Linked DNA regions of Homo sapiens: region 2 is linked to region 1. A link is a loop called in an ENCODE intact Hi-C map of the cell type or tissue named here. Cell type or tissue: PC-9. All regions are shown on one strand.

Region 1 (8,000 bases):
TTCATTGGAACAGGATGATAATATGAAAAATCTTTTATCTGTTGCCCCCATTTTTTCTGTTCAGGAACTGTATCTTCTGTGTCAGTCCCTTTTACAGTCATGGAACTGAGAACTAAAAGGGCAGCACTCACTCTCCCTAACCCTGACCATCGGCAGGCCCTGGAGGCAGGAGCAGGAGAATGGGGACCTGGGTTTGAAATCCAGCTTCTTGACTTAGTAGCTGGGAAGTTGTGTTTGTACTACCTCAGGTTCTTCTAATACAGCCTTCTAATAAGGCCTATTTTCCAAACTTGTCAAGAGAGTTAAAGGATGTAACATATGTAATAGTTAATGCTCGACAAGGTCTTTTAAATTGGTTTTATAGACTTTCTACCCCCTTTTCCAGATTGCTCTTATTAGCAAACTAGCAAATTATCTAGTTTAGTGTTTCAAACCTTTTTGTTTCAAGACTGTGATTCACATACTCTGCAGGTGCCGAGGAAATGAATTCCCTTTCTCTTTTTCTCTCTGAGAAACAGTGGACTTGACTTAGCCTTTGCCTCATTTAAGCAAGGCTTACCCAAAAACCTTTTCATGTCACACCTGTGTGCCTGGCATATGCATGCCTCTTCAGTAATGCAGAGAAATCCTTAGTAAATGACTCAAGGCTTTGCTTACCTGTAACTCTTAGGTAGCATGCCCTGTGACTGAGTTGTATGGAAAAAGACGCTTCCTTAAGTAACTGCACATGGATTTCATGTTGACCATTAATGTCAAACCCAGTGTTCTTCTTATTTCTCCCGCAGTTATCTGTTTTATGTGAGTGGTAAGGACAACTTTGTGCTCATTAAATAGAAAACAAGACCAAAGGTTTTCAAAAGAGCATGTATGTGCCCCAAATCAACTAATTGTAAACATATTTCCCAGGAAGGTACCTTGGAATATGTTGATTTATCTGTATTGGGAGCACCTCTGTAGGAGCAGGGGAACAGAGTTAAGATCTGCTTACTGGCTAGTCTTATTATCTGGGAACATGTTACATTAATTTCCTGGGGTCCAGTTTCCTCATCTGCAAAATGAGGACGTTGGATTAGATAAACCTGTTAGAGTGCTATGAAACATGAAAATTACCTGATCAATGAACCTCATTTGTATTTGGGGTTTCATGTACTTTGTGATTCATGATTATTTGATAGTCTGGGACTAATGCTTATTCTTTTTTTTTTTTTAAATAAAAAAGGTTCTTGTCAAATTAATTATAGAAATAAGATATAGAGGACAGTTTAAACAGTAAGACTCATTAATGGCTTTTAATACTAGCACCAGGACACATGATATCTGCTAATTATAGCAATGTTTTTTCTTAATTTAAGGTCACATGTTCTTAGCTATTTGTTGTGGTTATTTGAAACCAAATAATGCCTCATTTCTTTATAATAAAATTCTCCAATTTACATTTTACCAGATTAGCAGTTTTTCTATAAAATTTGTGTGAATGTATGTAATTTTTTATTATGCTCTTGTTAAGATTAATGGGCCCTAATATCCAGCAATAATAATAAAATTTATTTTGTTGTGAATAGTCTCAGAAACAGCCAAATAGTCCTTGTGTTTGGAATTTATGTATTTTAGAAATAAATTCATCTCATATGTGAATGAAATCAGTTGGCCAAACTTTCAAACTCAAGCCTTTCGATTTTCAGATGATTTGAAACAGAGTGGCTCTCCGGAGGTCTCTGGATGGTTCGCCCTGTTCTCCCTGCACTGGTAAGGTAGTGCTAGGTGTCAGCCTAGATCTCATGAGGGCGTTGAGACCCTAGAGGGAAACCAGCAAGATGGGATCTTGGGAAACATGAGATGTCAGGATATCCAACCACTTGATTGATCCACTTGGCAGACCAGCTACAATTGTAACCTGAAAATAACTACTCCCAAGAATACAGTCACATTTCTACAAAGAGGTTAAAAAAGAGTACAGTCACCAACTGCACTATTGGTAACACTGTACAAACTTTTGGAATAAAATTATACTTTTATGGCTCAAATCATACTATGTACGTAATAATATTAAAGTGCTAAAGCTAGTTTTGTAGGATTTGTGGCCTGCCAGTCAGAGAATGTCACCTGAATTTATCTAATTCCAGCAGCCATATTTTGAGCTTTAGATAGTTGATGTTACTAATATTCTTAATGTCCACTTGATTATAATCCAGTCTGTAGAAGCTGTTATTACCATTGTTATTATCACTGATTAATGGATCATTTTAAAGCTAAGGGGCATAATTTTATTTTCCTTATGTATGTTCCTTTATTTTCACATTCTTCATTTTTCTTTGCCTCTATTAAAGGGGCATGCATTTTCTTGTGTATATGTTTAAGTATTAAACATCAATATCATTTGGATATTTTAAGTTTTCTAAAAGTTTATGCTCATGGTACATTAAAAATAACTAGGAAATTTTAATTTATTGTGAATTTGTGTTGCTGTTCATTATAGAATCTTAGGCTGAGAGAAAATTCAGGAAATCGTTTCACTGTTTTTTTGAGCTCCACCAGGTTTCTACCTAAAAACTAACCTTGAAAAAAATGGTATGTATTTTATTTTGAAAGTTCTCTTGGGAAGTAGATCATATCAAAGTATATTTTTCAGGGTTTTAGATAAATATGCTTTCAGTAAAGCAATGATTAAAATCTTTTGTTCTTAAATGTTTTATGTTTTCTTCAAAACATCAAAAAAATTTTTTCTGCTTTAAAAACTCTTTTATCTTTGCAATGACTTGCAGATTAGGCACTTTCTTGCTCCTGCTGTCTTATGTAGATGGTTCTAGGACATATTATAGCTTTTATTCACATGATATATGGTCACATTAAGTTTAAAATATCATATTTTGTGTTAATGTGAGTTGTCTCCCAGATCTCTGTAAATCTTGGTGCAATTTTATTTCCCTGATCATGTAGGGGGTTTTGACATTGTTGTCTTTTGCACTGTATTGAGGGTTTGTTTATTGGCACTACATGCAGTATGTCAGGAGACAAAAGATCTTAATGATGGAGAAAGTCCAGGAACCTATTTAGGCCTAACTCCCTCCCACTCTAAACAGGCAATTTATTTGCCCTCTTCTTCTGCTGGTTCTTCTTGGTAAAATTCAAATCTGACCTGTTATTCTGTTTAAAATTCTGTAATGCTTCCTACCCACCTGAGGTACCAAGTCCCTACCCCTTAGCGTGGCCTGGAACACCCCACACAGTTTGCCACCATCCTACCTGCCCAAGTCTCCTCCTCTATGGCTGTTCTGCATTGCCAGGGAAGGAATATATTCTAAGGACCTGCCGTTACTGATCACTTCTGATTCTGTGAACTTAATGCAGATTTTTTTTTTTTTTTTTTTTTTTTTTGAGCTGGAGTCTCCCTGTTGCCCAGGCTGGAGTGCAGTGGCGCGATCTCGGCTCACTGCAAGCTCCGCCTCCCGGGTTCAGGCCATTCTCCTGCCTCAGCCTCCGGAGTAGCTGGGACTACAGGTGCCCGCCAGCACTCCCGGCTAATTTTTTGTATTTTTAGTAGAGACGGGGTTTCACCGTGTTAGCCAGGATGGTCTTGATCTCCTGACCTCGTAATCCGCCCGCCTGGGCCTCCCAAAGTGCTGGGATTACAGGCATGAGCCACCGAGCCCGGCTTAATGCAGATTATTGAACATTTCTGAGCCTCACTTTCCTCCTCTGTACAGGAAAATGGTATTTCCTGTCTCTCAAAGTTGTTGCGAGCATTAAATGAAATAAGGTGTGTTTAGTGGCCACCAAGGGTCTTTTTAAGTTAACTAAACATGTGGACTCACAAGGCTACCACAGGCCACATTCCTTGCCAGCTTGCCAGCAGGGCAGCATCAAGAATTCCTCTCAGCAGGGGCTCTGCATGTTTGCACAAATGACAGCTCACATACCTTTCTGGGGACTGTTGTCTCCCCACACGACGTAGTTCCAGGTACAAAGCCTAAGCTCCACATCAGGGAGGTACGGGAGCTGCCCTGGCTCAGAAGAAGCCTCCTGCCTTAAGCAGCCAGTATCTCTTGTAACAATTCTTGATATAGTTTGTAGGGTTCCCAAGAAGAAACTGCATTCAGGGAAGGCCAAAGTGTCCTATCAGACATTTACAGCTCATTCATATTTCTTCCTGGTTCAGATGCAGTTTACCAACCAAGGATCATTTTTACCGTAAGCAGTGTTGCCTAGCAATATTGTGGATGCCTAAGCTCTTACCTGGTTTCCAGGGTAACAGAGCTAGGTGGCTAAACCAAAGATCAGATTCTCAAGCAGCAAGGGAAAAGGTTTTTAACCCCTTAATTCCAGTGTGCAACAGACGCAACCAGGGGCTTCACACATTATAGTTATCAAAATACGCTAGTTCATTTCTTCAACAAATATTTAAGAGCTCATGATATACGTTAGGAGCAATGTAAGACAGTAGAAATACAGTGGCAAGGTAAACATATATGGCATCTACCTTCATATTGTCTCTTCCATGATGCCCTTAATTCCTTTCACTGCCTGGAGAACTACTATTTATCTTTCAAAGGCCAGCTCAGATGTTACCTCTTCTCTGAAGTCTGTGTACAATCTATTCTTGTAGCAGTTTGTGTTTATTGCCTTGAATTCATGGATTGGTCTTGGGGATCCATGAATCCCCTAAAGTAATATGCAGATTTTGTGTGCTTGTAGAAATGTACATTTGAGGAAAGAGGCTAACACTTTTCTTAAATATTCAAAGGGATCTGTACTGCTCCCCCGGTGCCACCGCCCACCCCCCCCGCCAACTGCAAGAATTTAGAACCGTTACTCTGTTACCAGCATTTATAACATGTGCTTTTGTTATTTGTTTGTAGGTCTATATTTCTTACTAGAACATGAGTACCTTAAGAGAGACGGACTGTATGTGTTCATATTTTGTGCCAGTAGAATGCCTTATTCATAGTAGACTTATAGGAAATGTACGTTGAAAGAATCACTTCTCAGTATGCTTAACAGGCTCAGCACTTTGATGATACCAATGGTGCAGCATATACTAATTTCAAAGGAAAAGTTCTTCCTTATGTTAAACTAAAATCAGCCTTTCTTGTTTCTAGCTTTGTCCTCTGCAGTTATAAATTGTGTACCCTCTTCTGAACTGTAATTGCCCTTTTATGCAACTCAGTTGATTGGGGAAATCAAAGGAAAATGGTTAACATGGGGGAATTGTTAAAAAAAAAAAGTAGCATTCACATTTTAAATGTTTTAACTTATAACATCTGAATGTACATTAATTTACTAGTATTTGTGTTTTGTTAGAAGGAGGAACTTAGCATATATCACCTTAACGAAGTTATCAAGATTAGCATCACTAAGTTGTGTTGATATGATATATTCTCTGATTTGATGTGATGAGAAAGGTACATTTCACTTCTGTGAGATTCTTTCCCCAAATCCATACCACCAGCCTAATCTTGAGACAATATTAGACTAACTCAGATTGAAGAATATTCTGTAAAATACCTGATCTTTGCAAAAATCTCAAGTGTCTGAAAAATAAGGAAATATTGAGAAACTGTTATAGACCAGACGAGACTAGGGAGACATGATGACTAAATGCAAAGTATTATCATAAATTAGATCTTGGAACAGAAAAAAAGGATATTAGTGGAAAAACAGGTGGAATTCAAAGTGTGTAGTTTTGACAAATCTACCATGGTACCATAAAATAGTAAGTTTAGGTCCATCTGGGTGAAGTGTATATGGGAACTAATACACTACCTTTGTAAGTTTTCTGTAAATCTAAAGTTATTCCAAAATGAAAAGTTTACTAAAATATAGTAATAGAAGAAATTATAGAAGAAAGTTGTTAGGTGATCTGACCATTAAGACACGTAAACCAAAATAAAAGGCAGTAACACCAAAAAAATTTGTAACAGATTAATAAGCATGAGGCTAATACTCTTAATATAGAACACATTTTTACAAATTAATAAGAACATAATAATACCACCCTGGAAAATAGTCACTAATCACAATTCACAGAAGAAACACAGTAGACTATAAGTAGCAAAACTAGATGAATCTCACCAGTAATTTAAGAGTTGCCAGTTAAAGCAGCATTGAAAATACTTTTACCTATTACTAATGCAGAAATGGAAAAATGATAGTATTCATTTATGAAAAGGGTGAGTGGAAGAATTATAGATTGGCACAGCCTTTCTGAAAAGAAATTCACCAAATAGGTGTTGGGTTTTAAAATATGCATATAGTTTGTGCTTATCATCTCACACTTATATAGGATTCTTTCCAAGGAAAATAGATATGTTCATAAATATTCTAACAGGAACATTCATCACAGAGTTATTGATAATGAAAAACTCAAAACCTAAATATCTAACAGTTGAGGGAATCATCTCAAAAGTTTTGATGTACTTATGGAATAGAATATTGTGGACTAATTAGGATTCATCTAAATAAAACAACAAAAGCAAGATATAGTATGTTTATTCACGATTCTCAAACTTCGTGTGATATGTACAGATATATCTTTTGAACGGATGGCAAAGAAATACACTGTCATGTTTAGTTACTTATCTCTGGGTAGTGAGATAAAGGATGATTTTTCCTTGTTTATACCTCCTTGCATTTTCAAAATTAGCTGTAGTGAGTATATATTACTTTTATAATTGGGGAAAAAATTAGCATTGCAAACCTTGTGGTTAATGAGTTTCTTTCATCTTTTATGGTCATTTAATTAAGAAAATGTTAGTATCATTTTGTTCTGTGAAAAATGATTTTTCCTCTTTCCACTAGGAAGCTCCTCAGGGTGCTCCCACTGCCGAGTGAGAACTGGGGAGCTCTAGTTGGAGAATGGTGTTGTCATCCTGACCCCTTTGCTAATAAATCACTTCATCCGCAAGAGAATGACTGTTTTATTGGAGACTCTTTCTTCTTGGTGAATTTAAGAACCAGTTTGTGGCAGCAAAGACCTGAACTATCCCCAGTGGAGATGTGCTGTGTTTCTTCTGACAACCATTGTAAATTGGTAAAATATCATTTCAAAATAAATGGTAATTTAGAGGCTGTCTTAGATACTGACTTCTTCAATCTTTTCCTAATTAAGGGCTTGTTACATAGACTGCTGTAAAGGCCAAAATTCATTATTTTCAACTGTCATCGCTATCGTTGCTTTATCAAAACAGGAAGAGCATATGGCTTTAAACTAAAACAGCCACAGGCGCCTGGAAGAATAAGGAGAGGAAGACCTCTGCAGGCTTAGAATTGCGAGTGCTACCATTTTACAAACAAAATGTCTTGCTTTCTTGTTCTTAGGACAATATTGCATAATTTGTGTGCATTTTATCCTAAATAGTCTGATTTAGGTTAAAAGTGTTGTCTTGCTCCAGGATATCTACTATACTATTAGGCTGAGGTATTTTACTATTTCTGCCCATAGTCTAGACTTCTGCTGAAGTCATAAATGGAGATGTCATCAAGTAAAAAGAGGAATGGAGGAGCCCAGGAATGGAGATAAAGCTTGTGTTTCAGGGTCTGAGTTGGTGCTTGACAGTGTGAGGTCAGGTGGCTCTTGCTGCATAAGTTGCTTTGGGAAGAAGGCAATTTTCTCTCACTGCAGAGAACAAGTGTTTTACTTTATTTTAAAAGAAAATCAATGGCATTGGCTTGGCCCATGTGAGAAAGCATTCCACTGATGGCCAGTCAATACAGATATTATTTAAAAAGTAAAATCATTCCCAGAGAATCATTTTAACATCTGATTATTGGTGGGAACTAAAACATTGTATTTTAAATTTCATTCAGAACTCATTTAATTTTTGTAATAATAACTGAGCGACTGCAGGAAATATGCAGTAGGTGGGCAGCTCTTAGGTTGTAAATTAGTTTATAGAACTATTCTGAGGGAGATGAAGGAAATTCGTCAAATGTGGAGGTTAAGTTGTTGTCAGATAAAGTTATTTAAGTGCCTCATTTTACACTGTAAACAGAAATCCCTTTAT
Region 2 (8,000 bases), 95 kb after region 1:
TTTGTACCTCTGTTATGTGGTAAAACAAGATGTGGATTTTCCTATGAATCATACCTCAAGAAATGGAGAGAAAAAAACTGCTCCAATCTTATTTACATTCCTCTCCTCTTGGAAATCTGTTACATGGATTGTCTCCGTGATGCTCTTCCTCTTTCTGAGCCTCAGGCACTCATAGAGTACAGTCTTTGGTCTTAGCATGCCTATTTATATTTGCTGCCCATTGGTCAACTCCAATCCTGGTGTCTCAAAGGACCTTAAAGAACATCTTCTCATTTTGTAGGAGAGGAAATTGAGATCTGGAGCAATGGATTGAATTGGCCAGGAAACACTCAGTGGGTCAGAGACCAAACTGGACTCACTCACCAGGATTACTCCATCTGCCACCAACTGCAGTGCCCACTAAGGTCCTGGGGGTGGAGTGAGTGTGAGTGGTGGGTGGAGGCAGGTTATTAGATCTGCCTTGGAATGTCCACAGCCTCCCCTTATTTTGCAGTAGTTTGTATTTATTTTATTTATTCATACACTGCCTTAAACCAGATATGACTTAAAATTCTGTCTATCCATATTTCTTTAAGTTCTGCTTATGGGATTGAATAATGCAAAAGTTTGTATATGCCCACAAATGTTCATGGAGGGAGAGACAAGAAACTTAACAGTGGTTATCTTTGAGGAGTGAAGCTGAAAAACAATAGTTTTATATTTCACTCCTTCCCTCATGTACTGTTTGAAATTTGCATGCCATGGGTGAGTGGGCAGCAAGAGAAATGACTCTGACTTAAAGGATTTTACGGCGTATTGGGGGAAATAGAACAGTCATCCATGGATGATTTAACTTGAGAGGAATTTTATTACAAAGTAGCCTCAACACAAGTCTTAAAGAAATTAAAAGTAAAAGAGTAATCTAAACCAAATATGGGAGGTTTGGGAGGAAGACCAATCTATATTTCTTCCCTGTGAGACCCAGAAGGCCTTGCCCCCTTTAAGGATGTCATTTCAATCTCATGGAAACACAGGTGCATGAAGCCTGGCCTGCAATTGGCGGCATTAGTGTGGTCTTAGCACCTTTAATTAGAGGAGCTCTTAGAGCGGTCTGAATGTTAATTACTCAATGCCCTTTTCTATTGGTGATTGTACTTCATGTGGTTTTAGTCCCTTTTCTGAATATTATTGTCAGAAACACACATGCTTTTCCAGTTTCACAGATACAGAGAAACTTGACAGAATCTTATGAACTGGTTTGGTCCCTGCTGTCACCCCTGGAAAGATGTATTCTTATAAGGAACATACCAGGAATCATCTTCCCTACCCAGGTCTTCACTCCAAGATGAAGGATCAGTGAAAATGGGAAAGTGTGTGTCAGGATTAGAAAGAGATGCTCTGCTTTTTCATCTTTGTACCACCCACTTCATCATTTATTATAATGGCGAGGAATGGCGCTTCTAATTTTGCCTGTGTTTAGGATTTTTTTTAAATTGGAAATTCACTTTCATGCACATTTTTTAAGAGCTATATTGGCAAGAGCTATAAAATAGCAGAATGACACTTGTTAAAGTTATCTTTACATTTCCAATTCTCTTACTTTTCTGGCTGAGTCACTGTGAGCAGTGCTTCTTTTTCTGTAAAGCTGTCATTTTAGGATTCTCTTGGTGCTCCTGCTTGAGCTGTTATCACTGCTGAATCTCAAAAAGAAGAGTTTATCTTATTAATTAAAACAACATAATATGAAATTCTAACTTCTTAAATTACATTGTAACATTTCTCTCAGGCCAACAGGGATCTCTTTTGGTGGTTTTGTTATAAATATAGCTTCCACTCTGTTATAGTACCTTACTATTTCTAATGCAATTATAAGCCAACAAAATGTAGGATTTGATTGAGATTCACTGACATATTGCTAAGCATATACTAAGTTGTTGCAGTGGTCCCAAGAAGATGGATGGACTTATCATTCCTTATCATGTCGCTTCCTGCTTAAAATTCTTCCATGGCATCCTGTTGCAATGAAAATAAAATCCAAACTCCTTATCTTGGCCAATAAGGCCGGGGAACATCTTGGCCCTGCCTCCCTTTCTGACCTCATCTCTGGCTCTCTCACTCTCACTCTGCTCCAGGCACACTGGCTCTATCTCCCTGTCCTTATCACGAGCTGGTTCTGGCTGTAGGATCTGTGGACTGGCTGTTTTCCCTGCTACTGGGAGAATACTCTGCACCAGGTCTTTGCATGGCCACCTGCTTCTTGTCGTTCAGGTCTCAGTTCAGGTATCCCCTCTGAGGAGAGGCCCAACCTGACCCCCCTTCTTCACATCACCATTACTCTGTAATCTTACCTTGTTTAATTTTCTTCATAGCACTTTCCACTATTTGATCTTGTTCATTTATTTGTTCACCTTTTTCCTCTACTAAAATATGTGTTGACTGAATGAATGGGGGAATGTCTGTTTTTGTTCAATATTGTGCCAACAGAACTTAGTATAGTGCCTGGATGTAGGAAGAAGTTAATAAATATTGGATGGCTGGCAAGATGGCTGGATGGGTGGATGAAGGCACAGTTAAAATGCAGATGGACACAGCCATGTGACATTCTAGAAATCTAAAAGACTGAGCTGGGTTACACAGAGGTACGTACAGTATACACTCAGGGCAGAAGCAGCAGCCCTTTCTCTGCTGGGGCAGTGCTAGACTCAACAGATAAGGTCTGGATTTAAGATATGTCAGCAAAGTTGAGCACAGATGGGTATCCACATTGAAACTGCAACCTGGTGTTTTGTACAAATGAGAAAAACTCGAAGAAGAGTTCAGCCCTTAGAAAGAGCTGGCAGGATTCAGATAAGCAAAGTGATCAATATATAGGATGGGACTCTCTGGGTACTGGAGACCACAGTACCACAGTAGGGAATATGGGAATGATGCCCAACTTTTGTGCCAGAAACCAACGCAGTAGGCATTAGAGGTGCAGAGGTGTCCTCTGGAGGAGGCAAGTTGCAGCCTGTTGACGTCATTGCCGTTGCTAGTTTATTTCACTCTGTGTGCTTCAGAACTCTGGGGTTAGGTGGCACAAGGCCATTTCTATACCCATCTTGCTGGGCAGCAACCAGCTCTTAACCTGAAGTCCTGCAATGGCAGCTTTAAATATAGGTAAGATGTCTGGAAGGTAGAACCTTAAAAGCAATCAGGTTGGAACCAGGACTGGGCAAGAGCTGCTGGTTTTAATGGCAACTATGTATTTTTCCTAGAATCCTGGCCTATTGCAACTAGAAGGAATAACTAGTCTAATAATCTTATTTTTATAGATAAGGAAACACATACCCAAGAATGTTAAGTTGATATTGGAGACTGAAATTCTGATTTCTTAGTTGTGCTTTTTGTGCTACAGAGACTATGTTGACTTCTCTTTGGGTAGAGAGGGGATTTTTCTATACTTAGCATTTCTCTGCTCCAAAGTAGCTCACACCTGTAATACCAGCACTTTGGGGGCTGAAGCAGGAGGATCACTAGAGCCTAGGAGTTCAGGTCCACCCTGGGCAACATAATGAGACACCATCTATGTAAAAAATTAAAAAATTAGCAGATGTGCTGGCATATGCCTGTAGCTCCAGCTACTCAGAAGGCTGAAGTAGGAGGATTGCTTGAGCCCTGGAGGTCAATCCTGCAGTGAGCCATGATTGTGCCACTGCACTGCAGCTTGGGTGAGAGTGAGACCCTATCTCAAAAAAAAAAAATTAGATATTAATAATCAGATAATAATATAAATTATAATAGCTAATTTTTTTTAGTTCTTTCTGTTTTCCAGGTACCGTTCTCAGTGATTGGTACTTAGTAGCTCATTTCATTTTCATGATACCTCCATAAGGAAGGTATATTATTGTTTACATTTTACAGGTGCAGAAACTGAGCACAGGTGCACAACATTCCCAAGCTCACACAGCTAATAAGTAGAGGAACATGAAGTACAAGGCCTGGCTCGAGAACCCCTATTCTTAACCACTAAATAATGTTAACCTCTTTTAATAAGGTTGGTTAAACAAAGTAAGATGTTTTTAAGTGGCATGACTTGTCAGCCCCTTGCATGTGCTTAAGGGGTAGTGTGATCCTCCTAGTTGAGGAACATAGTAAACAGTATTTCTCAAATGTACTTGATAGCAGGGAGACTTTTTCTAGGGGCATTTTATGGGATTAATGTTTGCAGAATACAAATGGGGAGACACTGTTCTATCTCTAAAGACCCTTATGTACATTCTTAGTGGCAGCCTTCCTTACCTCCACAAGAAGTAGTGCTGCAGTTTTAGAGGCTGATTGTCAGGAGGATACCATCTCTTTCTTTTGAGACTAGATGGTCGTCCTTTTGGTCAGGGCCTCTTTGGTCAGAATGGCACAGTAGGAACAAGATCTGCCTTTGGCATTCCTTGGTACACACTGAATCAAGCCTGAGGCCCAGAAGTCCTCTGGCTGAGCATTGCTTTCCCACCCTGTACCTGTTCCCAGTTCTATTTCAACTGGCACTCATCCACTCTGTACACTGCATACCAAAGTAGTAACGTGGCAAAGGGTTCTACTGGTAGATTAAGCCCTCTGGCTAAACTCTGCCTCTCCCCTAACTTAAGGATTGACTCTCACTGAGAATGCTCCAGAAGAGTCTTCCTTGGAAAATATACTCAACTAGGATAAGGAAGGAGTGTTTCATAGCCTTGGTCCCTGAGTGGAGGAAACCCTTCCTGTTTATTCCCACATCTTACCTCATTAACTCCAGCTCCAACCAGCTGCTCCAGGCTATCTAAATGGTATGGATAGAATTTTTAAGGACATAGCCCCAGGTTAATGACAGAATTCTAAACAATTTTAGATGTTTTCACAAACACTTGCCTTTTTCAGATCCTTGCAATTCCTATTTTGTTTATTCTTAATTTTTATGGGTACATAGTAGGTATATATATTTATGGGTTACATGAGATATTTTGATACAGGCATACAATGCATAACAAGCACATAAGGGTAAATATGGTATCTGTCACCTCAAGCATTTATGCTTTGTGTTACAAACAATCCACTTATACTCTTTTAGTTATTTTTAAATGTACAATTAAATTACTCTTTACTATAGTCACCCTGTTGTGCTAGCAAATATTAGATCTTATTCTTTCTTTTTTTTTTTTTATCCATTAGTCATCCCCACTTCCCTCATCCCTCCACTACTCTTCCCAGCCTTTGGTAACCATCTTTCTACTCTCTGTCTCCATGAATTCAGTTGTTTTAATGTTTAGATCCCACAAGTAAGTGAGAACATGCAAAGTTTGTCTTTCTGTGCCTGGCTTATTTCACTTAACATAATGACCTCCAGTTCCATCCATGTTGTTGCAGATGACAAGATCTCATTGAGTTTTATGGCTGACAAGTATTCCATTGTGTGTATGTGCCACATTTTCTTTATTCATTCATCTGTTGATGGACACTTCGGTTGCTTCCAAATCTTGGCTCTCGTAAATAGTTTTGCAATAAACATGGGAGTGCGGATATCTCTTTGATATACTGATTTCTTTTCTTTTGGGTACCTACCTAGGAGTGGGATTGCTGGATTGTGTGGTAGTTCTTGAACTCCTGACCTCAAGTGATCCACCTGTCTCAGCCTCCCAAAGTGCTGGGATTACAGCTGTAAGCCACTGTGCCCAGCTGGTAATTCTATTTTTTGTTTTTTGAGGAACCTCCAAACTGTTCTTCATACTGGTTGTACTAATTTACATTCCCACCAACAGTGTAAGAGAGTTCCCTTTTCTCCACCTCCTTGCCAGCATTTGTTAGCCTGTCTTTTGGATAAAAGCCATTTTAACTGGTGTGAGATGATATCCTGTTATAGTTTTGATTTGCATTTCTCTGATGATCAATGATTTTAAGCACCTTTTCATATACTTGTTTGCCAATTGTGTATATTCTTTTGAGAAATATCTACTCATATCTTTTGCCCATTTTTTAATCAGTTGATTAGATATTTTCCTATAGAGTTGTTTGAGCTCCATATGTATTCTGGTTATTAATCTCTTGTCAGATTGGTAGTGTGCAAATGTATCGTTCCATTCTGTGAGTTGTCTCTTCACTTTGTTGATTGTTTCCTTTGCTATGCAGAAACTTTTAATTTGATGTGATCTCATTTGTCCCATTTTACTTTAGTTGCCTGTGCTTGTGGGATATTACTCAAGAAATCTTTGCCCAATTCAATGTCCTAGAGAGTTTCCCCAATGTTTTCTTACAGTAATTTTGTAGTTTGAGGTATTAGATTTAAGTTTTTAATCCATTTTTATTTGATTTTTGTATATGGTTAGAGATACGGGTCTAGTTTCATTCTTCTGCATATGGATATCCAGTTTTCTCAGAACCATTTATTGAAGAGACTGTCTTTCCCCCACTATATGTTCTTGGCACTTTTGTAAAAAATGAGTTCACTGTAGATGTATGGATTTGTTTCTGGGTTCTCTATTATATTCCATTGGTCTGTGTGTCTGGTTTTATGCCAGTACCATGCTATTTTGGTTACTATAGCTTTGTAGTATAATTTGAAGTGAGGTAATGTGATTCCTCCAGTTTTGTTCTTTTTACTCAGGATGGCTTTGGCTATTGTGGGTCTTTTGTGGTTCCATATAACTTTTAAGATTTTTTTTTTCTATTTCTGAAGAATGTCATTGTTTAGGCAGTGATTGCATTGAATCTGTAGATTGCTTTGAGTATTGTGGACATTTTAACAATATTGATTCTTCCAGTCCATGAACATGAAATATCTTTCCATTTTTTTGTGTCTTCTTCAATTTCTTGCATCAATGTTTTACAGTTTTCATTGTAGAGATCTTTTATTTCCTCAGTTAAGTAAATTCCTAAGTGATTTTACTCTGTTTGTAGCTATTGTAAATGGGATTATTTTTAATTTATTTTTCAAATTGTTCCCTGCTGGCTATGGAAATCCTAGTGATTTTTGTTTATTCATTTTGTCCCCCGCAACTTTACTGAATTTGTTTATCAATTCTAATAGTTTTTCATTGAAGTCTTTAGGTTTTTCTAAATATAAGATCATATCATCTGCCAACAAGGATAACTTGATTTGTTCCTTTCCAGTTTAGATACCCTTTATTTCTTTCTCTTGTCTGATTGCTATAGCTAGGACTTCCAGTACTATGTTGAATAACAGTGGCAGTGGGCATCCTTGTCATGTTTCAGATCCTAGAGGAAAGACTTTTAGTTTTTCCCCATTCAGTATGATACTAGCTATGGGTCTATCATATATGGCTTTTTTTTGTGTTGAGGTATGTTCCTTCTATACCCAGTTTTGTAATGGTTTTTATCATGAAGTGATGTTGAATTTTTCCAGATGCATTTTTAGCACCAACATTAATTGAAATGTTTATGTGGTTTTTGGCCTTCATTCTGTTGATATGATATCTCACACTGAGTGATTTGTATATTTTGAATCATACTTGTATCCCTGGGATAAATCCTACTTGGCCATGAAGAAATATCTTTTTAATGTGTTATTGAATTCAGTTTGCTAGTATTTTATTGATAATTCTAAATCAATATTCTTTAGAGATAATTGGCTTGTAGTTTTCTTTTTTTAATGTGTCTTTGTCTAGTTTTGGTGTCAAGGTAATACTTCTGGCCTCCTATAATGAGTTTGGAGGTATTCCATTCTCTATTTTCCAGAATAGTTTGAGTAGAAGTGGTATTAGTTCTTCTTTAAATGTTTGGTAGAATTTGGCAGTGAAGCCATCAGGTCCTGGGCTTTTCTTTACTGGGGAACTTTGTATTATGGCTTCCATCTCATTTGGTCTGTTCAGGGTTTTTTCATGGTTCAGTTTTGGTACATGGTATGTGTCTATGAATTTATTCATTTCTTCTAGATTTTCCTATTTATTGGCATATAGCTGCTCATAGTAGCCATTAATGATCCTATGAGTTTCTGCAGTATCAGTTGTAATTTCTCCTTTTTCATCTCTGATTTTATTTATTTTATTTATTTATTC

Evidence for each region. Hi-C counts contacts between places; a loop is a spot of excess contacts. Peaks named below come from ENCODE experiments on the same cell type or tissue, not always from the same donor. Only the 100,000 strongest peaks of a DNase experiment are listed, where the experiment ranks them.
Region 2: a loop joins it to region 1, with 4 times the contacts of the local background. A loop is called at or near these places in 1 of 110 quality-filtered maps.

The regions. Positions count from the first base shown.
Region 1 is chr6:83,043,455-83,051,454 of GRCh38, reverse strand. It overlaps UBE3D (ubiquitin protein ligase E3D), which reads left to right. Exons shown (of 10, transcript NM_198920.3): 4 at 6,796-7,027. Among named protein-coding and RNA genes, the nearest start is that of UBE3D, 18 kb to the left of the region's middle. In PC-9, no CTCF peak of the experiment used is centred here; DNase peaks (open chromatin) are centred at 3,894 and 4,194.
Region 2 is chr6:82,948,152-82,956,151 of GRCh38, reverse strand. All of the region lies in intron 9 of UBE3D (ubiquitin protein ligase E3D), which reads left to right. Among named protein-coding and RNA genes, the nearest start is that of UBE3D, 110 kb to the left of the region's middle. In PC-9, no CTCF peak of the experiment used is centred here; no DNase peak of the experiment used is centred here.